Linked DNA regions of Homo sapiens: region 2 is linked to region 1. The links are chromatin contacts, found by Hi-C or POLR2A ChIA-PET in ENCODE. All regions are on one chromosome and are shown on one strand. The core of a region is the stretch at or near the end of the contact, and the rest is flanking DNA. Distances in the headings are between cores, read along the strand shown. Region 1 overlaps WWOX (WW domain containing oxidoreductase). Region 2 overlaps WWOX (WW domain containing oxidoreductase).

What was found. A loop is a pair of places that touch in the nucleus more often than their neighbours do. ChIA-PET counts read pairs that join two places held with the same protein, here RNA polymerase II (POLR2A). Pooled maps may share reads with other maps.
Region 2: a map of psoas muscle shows a loop between it and region 1 (10-fold over the local background). The contact joins two enhancer-like sites. A Hi-C loop is called at or near these places in 1 of 168 maps with a recorded cell type or tissue (psoas muscle) and 3 of 50 pooled maps. POLR2A ChIA-PET finds 5 or more read pairs at or near these places in 5 of 52 experiments (MCF 10A, OCI-LY7, Panc1 and 2 more).

The regions. Positions count from the first base shown.
Region 1 is chr16:78,682,178-78,686,276 of GRCh38, forward strand. All of the region lies in intron 8 of WWOX (WW domain containing oxidoreductase), which reads left to right. Among named protein-coding and RNA genes, the nearest start is that of WWOX-AS2, 180 kb to the left of the region's middle. Within about 2 kb of position 1,979, at least 15 of the 41 ENCODE cell types and tissues checked have a DNase peak (open chromatin) inside an H3K27ac peak, as active enhancers do.
Region 2 is chr16:78,748,105-78,752,203 of GRCh38, forward strand. The region is part of intron 8 of WWOX (WW domain containing oxidoreductase); the gene reads left to right. Among named protein-coding and RNA genes, the nearest start is that of WWOX-AS2, 250 kb to the left of the region's middle. Within about 2 kb of position 1,732, at least 6 of the 41 ENCODE cell types and tissues checked have a DNase peak (open chromatin) inside an H3K27ac peak, as active enhancers do.

The sequences.
Region 1 (4,099 bases), core at 729-3,228:
AATCAGGATCTGCTACAATCGCTTGATATTTGAAAATTGGGCCTAACCCACTATGCCACTCTTCTGTCATGAAATAACAATCTTCTATTTAAACTAGTAAACTTAATAGTTTAAAATACTTGGTAGTTTAATAGTTTAAGTAGAGCCACTGAAAGATGGCTCACACCTTTCAGCTCAGTTTTTTTGTACCAGTGAGGATGAATGTTTCTGCATGTGGGTAGTTGGCACCAGTCTTCAATGAATTATTTTTCCTTTAGCCGGGTCTGGTGGTGGCGTGTACCTGTAATCCCAGCTACACAGAAGGCTGAGGCAGGAGGATACCACGAGCCCAGGAGTTGGAGGCTGCAACGACTTACGATCATGCCATGGCACTCCAGCCTGGGTGATAGAGCGAGACCCTGTCTCTGAAGATACAAGAAGGCCACATGTGGTGGTTCACCCCTGTAATCCCAGCAGTCTGTGAGACTGAGGCAGAAGGATTGCTTGAGAAGTTTGAGATTGGCCTGGGAAATATAGCAAGATCCCAACCCTATTAAAAAATTAAAAATGAAAATAAAATTTTAAAGAAAGGTATTTCTCCCCTTCACGGTAATTTGGAGCCAGTACTTCTTGCACCATTCATTTGTCCACAGCATGGGACAAAGGATAATGCCTTAATGCCTGCTGCAAATAGAACAGTGGTGCTTAGCAGCTTTAGATAATGCATTGTAGGTGTTTTGCAAAAACATACTTTCGTGACTAAACATCATAAGCTCCAAGTGAGTGATTTCCCCGCGTAAATGAATGATTCTGTGAGGATAACACTTCTAAGATGTGAGATTTCAATAAATGAATCTGTAGGCTGCTGTGATGGATACCTTTGGTGGGGTAGGAAGGATCGTCATTTAGAACCTGGGTTCTGACTCCAGATGACTTGTTTTGTTCTATCCCAGAAATATTCCTAAAATCGATTTCCAGTTTCCAAAAGAGCAGGTAAGGAAAACACTGAGTGTTACTTGGTCTTTAAAATTTTTTTTAAATTCATTTTTATTTTTAAAAAATAGAGACAAGGAGGTGGGCGCGGTGGCTCACACTTGTAATCTTAGCACTTTGGGAGGCTGAGGTGGGTGGATTGCCTGAGCTCAGGAGGGCGGGTGGATTGCCTGAGCTCAGGAGTTGGAGACCAGCCTGGGCAACAAGGCGAAACCCCATCTCTACTAAAAACATTAAAAAAAAATTTAGGCGTGGTGGTGTGTGCCTGTAATCCCAGCTACTCTGGAGGCTGAGGCACTAGTATCACTTGAACCGGGGAGGTGGAGGTTGCAGTGAGCCGAGGTTGTGCCACTGCACTCCAGCCTGGCTGACAGAGGGAGACTCTATCTCAAAAAAAAATAATAAAAATAATAAAAAAAAAATTACATGAAAAATAGAGACAAAGTCTCGCTTTGTTGCCTAGGCTGGTCTTGAACTCCTGGGTTCACGTGATCCTCCTGCCTCGGCTTCCCAAAGTGCTGGGATTACAGGCACGAGCTGCCACGCCTCACCTCTTGTTTTCAATACCATTGATAAGTTGTGGTCTTCAGGGACTTGTGGGCATTTTCAAGTTAAATATCCAACAGTCGTGATTTAGGGCATGAAGAGCTCACTCATCAAGATGTATGTAATTCAGATTTTCTGAGTGTTTAATTCGGCGTCTTTGGTCACAAGGAACAGAGTTTTACTTGTGCCACCTCTTCTAAGAAAAAGGTTTACTGTAAGAGATAATGTTGGCAAGCTGAGGAAAGGAGGCAGTTTTGGGTAACTGTCTCTTGCGATCCCCTCCTGCACAACTGTGGCGTTCTCTTTTTCTGACTAGCTGATTCTGCTGCTGCTGGATTTATTCATTCTTCTCCCTCACAGTTTTGGCTCGCACATGCTTCCTTTTTAGCTCATGGCCGTGCAGTTCAACTCAACCTCATGGCATCTTTTTATCAGCTGTCCCTGCTGCAACAGGCTTAGAGTTGGTTTCCCAATTCCCTAGCGCAGAAATCCACTGGCATGAGTCATCTTTCCCATTGGTAGATTGCAGAGCAAACTTCTGGACAGATTTGCCCTTGGCTCATGTATGATTGGACCTGCGGTCTGTCCAGGTGTACTCAGAGTGGGGAAGGGGAGCGGTGGCAGGTAATACAAAACCCACCTAAGTAGAAGGACCTATGAACCATGAGGGTTTTCCTTAGCAGGGAGTGCCAGTGGGTAGGGATGACTGGTTTTGCAGTTTAGGGCCAAGTGAGTTGGAATGACAGCTGTGGCGTGTTGAGTCAGATCAAGTCCAGAATTCCTCTCCACCCCACCCATTTGCAGTTCCCTCAGATTTATTACGGGACCTGGATGTGATGCAAGCATGCCCGCTGGCTCAGGCTGTGCCTCACAGCTGCAACATCCCTGGGGTGGAGAAGCCATGTGGGACCTCACAGAACACTCCACCGTCCCTGCTAATGGCTGAGAAAGGACTCTGCCCTCATGGATGGGGTTGGGGGACCTGTTATCTTCTTCCAGGTTAATCTTGGTTTCAGCTGCTTTAAACTCTACTTTTTAGTGGGACGCATCATACTGAACTATGGAAGCACCATAGTTGTCACCTAGTTGAGCTTCTCTTTGTTCCCATATGTTTCAGTGAAGCAGTTATAGCTTCAGAAAAGAGGGAGCCAGGAAATACACTTGTAATTCATCACTCCTTTTATAGTCAGAGCATAGGAACACTCATAGTATGTATCAGAAACTAGTGAACACATGTTGTTTTACAGCTCTGTCTGCAAAATTGCATCGTGGGCCTCTTTGGGGAGTGTTCTCAATGTGATTTTTATTCTGGGGTGTCCTTTGGCCACAATCCTCAGGATTATTTTTTCTCTGTGCTGTTCACTGTAACATCGTCCACCCTCTGAGATCTTGCTTTTCAGTCTACTGGTATCTCCACTTCTCTCTGCAGCGTGATGTCTAGTCAGAGTTTCCATTCTGTTTTTATGACCCTGGGAGGACTGGGAGAGATCTGTGAGGTCATCTTGTCCACCCTCAGCCAGGGCAGGAGTATTCCCTAATGGTAGAGTCAAGTGTTTGGTTTGGTCTTGTTTCTAATGACTCAAGTGATGAGGCCTGGGGACGTCCCTTGGGAAGCTATTCTGCAGCCTAATAACTTTCATTCTGTGATTTTTTTTTGTATGTGTCTAATATTCAGAGTCTGACACAATAAGGCCATAAAGAGCTAAGTCTGTCTATGGTAGATCTTCACCTGGGAATGTTCTCCTAATAGTCACTTTTGTTATAAATCTTCACCTAGCATGGGAGTTAAGTGCATTTTAAAACTAGACCTGGGGACTATGTATCCTAAAATGCAAAAATAGCCCCCAAAATGAAAATTAATGTTGAGAATCTAGTCAATCTGCCAGCAGTACGTACATAACTGTTCTGTGTATATTTCACATGGCCATATATGTTTTGCTTGTGTGGTGCTAAATGCAAAGGCAGAGAAGCTTCTGCTATTGAATGCTTAGCACAGAACTCCTGTCCTCCCTCTTTGAAATTATTCCGACAGTTGCCCCTCATTTGGCTTGCCAAGGAGTAAGATCTTGGCTTGTGTGTTTCTCCCATGTGTGGTGTATCTGTAATCTCGGTCACTGTTGAGAGCCTGGTGGGAGGCTGATTATTGTTGAGGGAAAGATCTGAGAGCAGGGCCAAGAAAGGGAAAGAGAGAGAGAGGAAAAAAAACAAAAAAGAAAAAGAAAAAAGAGAGGTGGGTAGGGAGGGAGGAGAGACATGGACCCACGGGGAATGGGAAGAGAAATAGAAATAGGGAATTTGAAATGGAAATAAAACAAAAGGGCAGGAAAGGAAGAAATAAAGAGAATGAGATAAAAGGAAAAGAAAGTGCAAGTAGATTTGGGATCTATAGATTGGGGAAAGACATTCATACAGTCAGGACCAGATGTTCACTGGAAGTTTTTTCCTTCTGGATCCTTCTTTGGCTATAGGAATCTGGTTCTCAAAGTGTGGCTCCCAGGCCAGCAACACCAGCATCACTCAGAAATCTGTTAGAAGGCCAGGCGCGGTGGCTCAGGCCTGTAATCCCAGGACTTTGGGAGGC
Region 2 (4,099 bases), core at 482-2,981, 66 kb after region 1:
AGACCGGACCCTCCACTCCTCTATCTCGCATTTATCCATTGCACCCCGTGTCATTGCCGAATTCCTGAGCTACAAAGGTGAACAGGCACCAAAGCTAGGGCAGTGTCCACTCAATACATATCTGATGAATGAATGAATGAACCTTGTCTACCACAGATAGCTCACCACAAATAAACATTTTAATCTACTATAAAATAGCTCAAAAGACTCTATGCAAATAATTACTGTTACCCAGTGGTGGAAGTGCTTCACTTTTTATGGAAAGTCTTTCACTCATTTCTATCTGCAGTATTTACTGGGCATTTTTCCACGCCAAGCCCTGGGGATACAGAGTTAAATAAAATAGAAGCTTAATCCAGGCATGCTGGCTGTAAAGTTCACCTTTCGGCTCCTTTCTGCCATTCTTATTAGGGTCTTGCCCCATCTTGGCAGCAAGCCTGCTTTACCATTGGAGACCTCAGCTCTGATTACAATACGTCCGTGATCAACATGCCCTAACTGGTTAGCAGATGGCAGCTGCATGAAGTCACTGGGCCCAGATAGGAATCAACAAGGGAGATTAGGTAAAGTGCTTATTTGAGGTGCTGTCAGGGCCCGTGGCAAAGGGTTCCCTCATTCCCTCTGCAGTTATTTTTCATGCACACTCGGATTACACTGCTCGGTGATATTACATCTGCATGCGTCTTGCCCTCTGACACGGCAAACACAGATGCTGCCCAAATCCTTGTAAAGCCATATATCTTAAGTAGGAAGGAGCATCTTTGCAGGGGAGGTGAATTGATTTGCAAAGCAGCCTGACACATGGTCTCTTATTTCTCCTTGCAATCAAATAATTCATCTTTATGCCCGTAGGGCCGTGGTGAAATTTGAACCTGACCAAATCAACGACTGCAAGGTTTATTTGTAGCAGTGGGATCAGAGAAATTAGCCAAGTGTATTCTAAAATTATCAATTGCTGATCACATGGTCTGGATGTGTTTTAGTGCTTAGGGGTTGGTGGACCGAGGCTATGGTGGCATAGTCCTCCATGACCAAGGGCTGTCTGCATGGGTACGCAGATAAAACATGCACTGCCATGGGGTGACCTGTGTGCCATGCATCACACACAGACTACTGTTTAACCACCTACATCATAGGTAGATCCTGCATTTTACAAATGAGGAAACAGAGCTCGAGAGAAGTTCAATCCTCTTCCCTACAGAGAGGAAAGGGGAAAAAAATGGACTTTCAAGACAGCTGAAATTCAAAACAAAACAATGTTTTAAAATTGAATACAGCCTTTTGCATTAAAATTACCATTTTAATAATAGTTTAAAAGAGAGAAAGAGAGAGACCCAAAATAGTCAAACTGAGGTTTTGGGTTCTGGTGATAGAATATTAAATCATAATGAAGCATTTAATGTTTTGTTGTTGTTACAATTGTTGTTTTACCCTAGGGCTATGCAAAGTAGTTTAAGGATGTATTTATTTCAGTGGGGAAAAAAAGTGGAGGATATACATTTGGAGGATAAGGAAGCATGAATTAGGGTGGAGGAAGTGTTTTCTGGTCTAGCTAAGGAGGAAAAATTATAGACCTCAAAATAGGTGTCATTTAATATATATCTGTGAAAATGGGCCAAATAGATTGCCTCCGTTAAAGCCGTATTGGATGTTCAAATCTCGAGTTACCTGAAATGCAACTGTACTTCCTATATTTAACCAGGCTTTTTATAAACTGTTCCTCTTAACACCTCAAGCTGACAACCACATCCTGGGTGGTTATTTAATACCAAGTTTGACTTTCTTCACTTTGAGGGTCCTCAAAATAGAAGGTCAGAGAGTAGACTTTTAAAAGTCTTGCACTGTTTACAAGTCAGATGCTTTTTGGCAGAGTGACTCTCAGCTCCCCCCAACAATCCCTTCTTGTCGTTCAGTAGTAGATAGACTCTATCAGGGAAAAATAGGAGAAATAAAATAAGACAGCATATGGAAGGCATTGCTGAAAGTCTTTTTCACACCTTAAAAACAAGGAAGAAGAGAAATGAAAATAAAATAGTGAGCAACACCTCGGTGAAAGTAGAGGTGTTTGTACAGTTCAGCTGCTGCCTTATTCAAAAACAGGAAGAAAAACCCACTGCCCAGGTCAGCTGGTGGGTGATCTCCACTGAACTCCTATTCAGAGGCTCAGTTTCTCTGCAGGACAGAAATGAGAGGCACAAAATTTCATAGCTGTCTTGCCCCTCCTGTGGTCTGTAAGAATGGGACCAGGACTCCTAGTTGTGAACCCGAAAGGATTTCCATTAGGATCAGGAAGTGTGAGTTGGCTTAGAAAAAGTAAAGAAAGAACAGTGCTGTTTCATTTATTTATCATGTGTAAGTAAACTGGGATTTATTTTATTTTATTTTTTATTTTTTGTTTCAGTTTCGGGGGGTACATGTGTAGGTCTGTTACATGGATATCTTGCAAGATACTGAGATTTGGGCTTCAATTGAACCCATCACCCAAATTAGTAAACATAGTACTCAATAGGTAGTTTTTCAATCCTTTTCTCCTTCCCTCCCTAGTCCCCCCTTTTGAAGTCCCCAGAGTCTATTGTTCCTGTCTTCATGCCCATGTGTACGCAGTGTTGAGCTTCGACTTGTAAGTAAGAACATGCGGTATTTGGTTTTCTGTTTCTGCATTTATTCGCTCAGGATAATGGCTTCAAGCTGTATCCACGTTGCTGCAAAGAACATGATTTTCTTCTTTTTTATGGCTGTGTAGTATTTCGTGGTGTATACGTACCACATTTTCTTTAACTAATCCACCATTGATGGGCACTTAGGATGATTCCATGTCTTTGCTGTTGTGGGTAGTGCTGCCAAGAACGTGAGTGCAGGTGTCTTTTTAGTAGAGTGATTTATTTTCCTTTGAATGTATACCCACTAATAAGATTGCTAGGTCAAATGGTAATTCTATTTTTAGACCTTTGAGAAATCTCCAATTTATTTTTCATAGGGACAAGGTTGCAGAGAAAAGAGAAGAGTGCTGTTTCAAACAGTTGAAACCATTCCTACTTCCAAAAAGAATTTGACTCAAAAGGGAATAGTACACTACATATAAAAGACAGATGTATTTAATTTGTGTTTCGAACTACATATCAGAAATTAGTTAGAAGAAGATATGAGATAAATATACCTGGAAACTTTATGAATTATTTCTGACATCTAGCATTAAATTTAGCTGGGTTTCCTGGGAGTCAAAAGCAAAGAGTTTTCAACCAAAAAAAAGAAACAGAGGTGTATAGTAACACACCTCTGTCCTGCAACATAACTGTAAGAATTTATCAGATTATATATATATATATTTATCAGATTATATATATATTTATCAGATTTTATATATATATATATATATATATATATGCATATGTTTGTATATAAATATACATGTAAAGACCCAAAACTCATATAAAAAGACAAGGTGATACAGCATTTTAAAACAGTTTACTAAAAATAACAAAACATTCTTCCATCAGTCATGCATGCCTTATATTTATGTAGATACAAAAATAGAGTTTGATATTAAACAATACTCCAAGAAAGCCATTTCTGCAGAGTTAAAAAATACGTAGGTTCAGTTCCTTACCAACACGTAGACATGTTGTGATGAAAGAAGGAAAGGAAGGAAGGAAGGAGGAAGGGAAGAAGGAGGGAGGGAGGGAAAGAGAGAGAGAGAAAAGGAAGAGAAAGGATTTTCTAGAAAAAGAAAGGAAGGAGGGAGGGAAGGTAAGAAAGAAATTAATTCCCATTTTAGAGTAAGACTGGAGGCAGAGTGGTCACCCAGATGAAAATGAATAACCCAACTGTGTCTTTCTTCTGGTGCCTCCACGTGGAAGTGGGCTGCCACAATACTTCTAAAGAGAATTGGCATTTTTCTTTAAATAAGGAGGAGGATGAGGAGAGAGACGACACAAAATTCACTCACAGAAGTGAACATAAATTCTAACATTGGTAAAACTTTGTCTTTGTTTTAAATAATCAGTCAGTTGTCTCAATCCATAAAAGAGTATCTCTTGTACAATGTCTGCTTTTGAGTGATTCACTTCGATGCGTACTGAAAATATACCTTTAAGTAGTT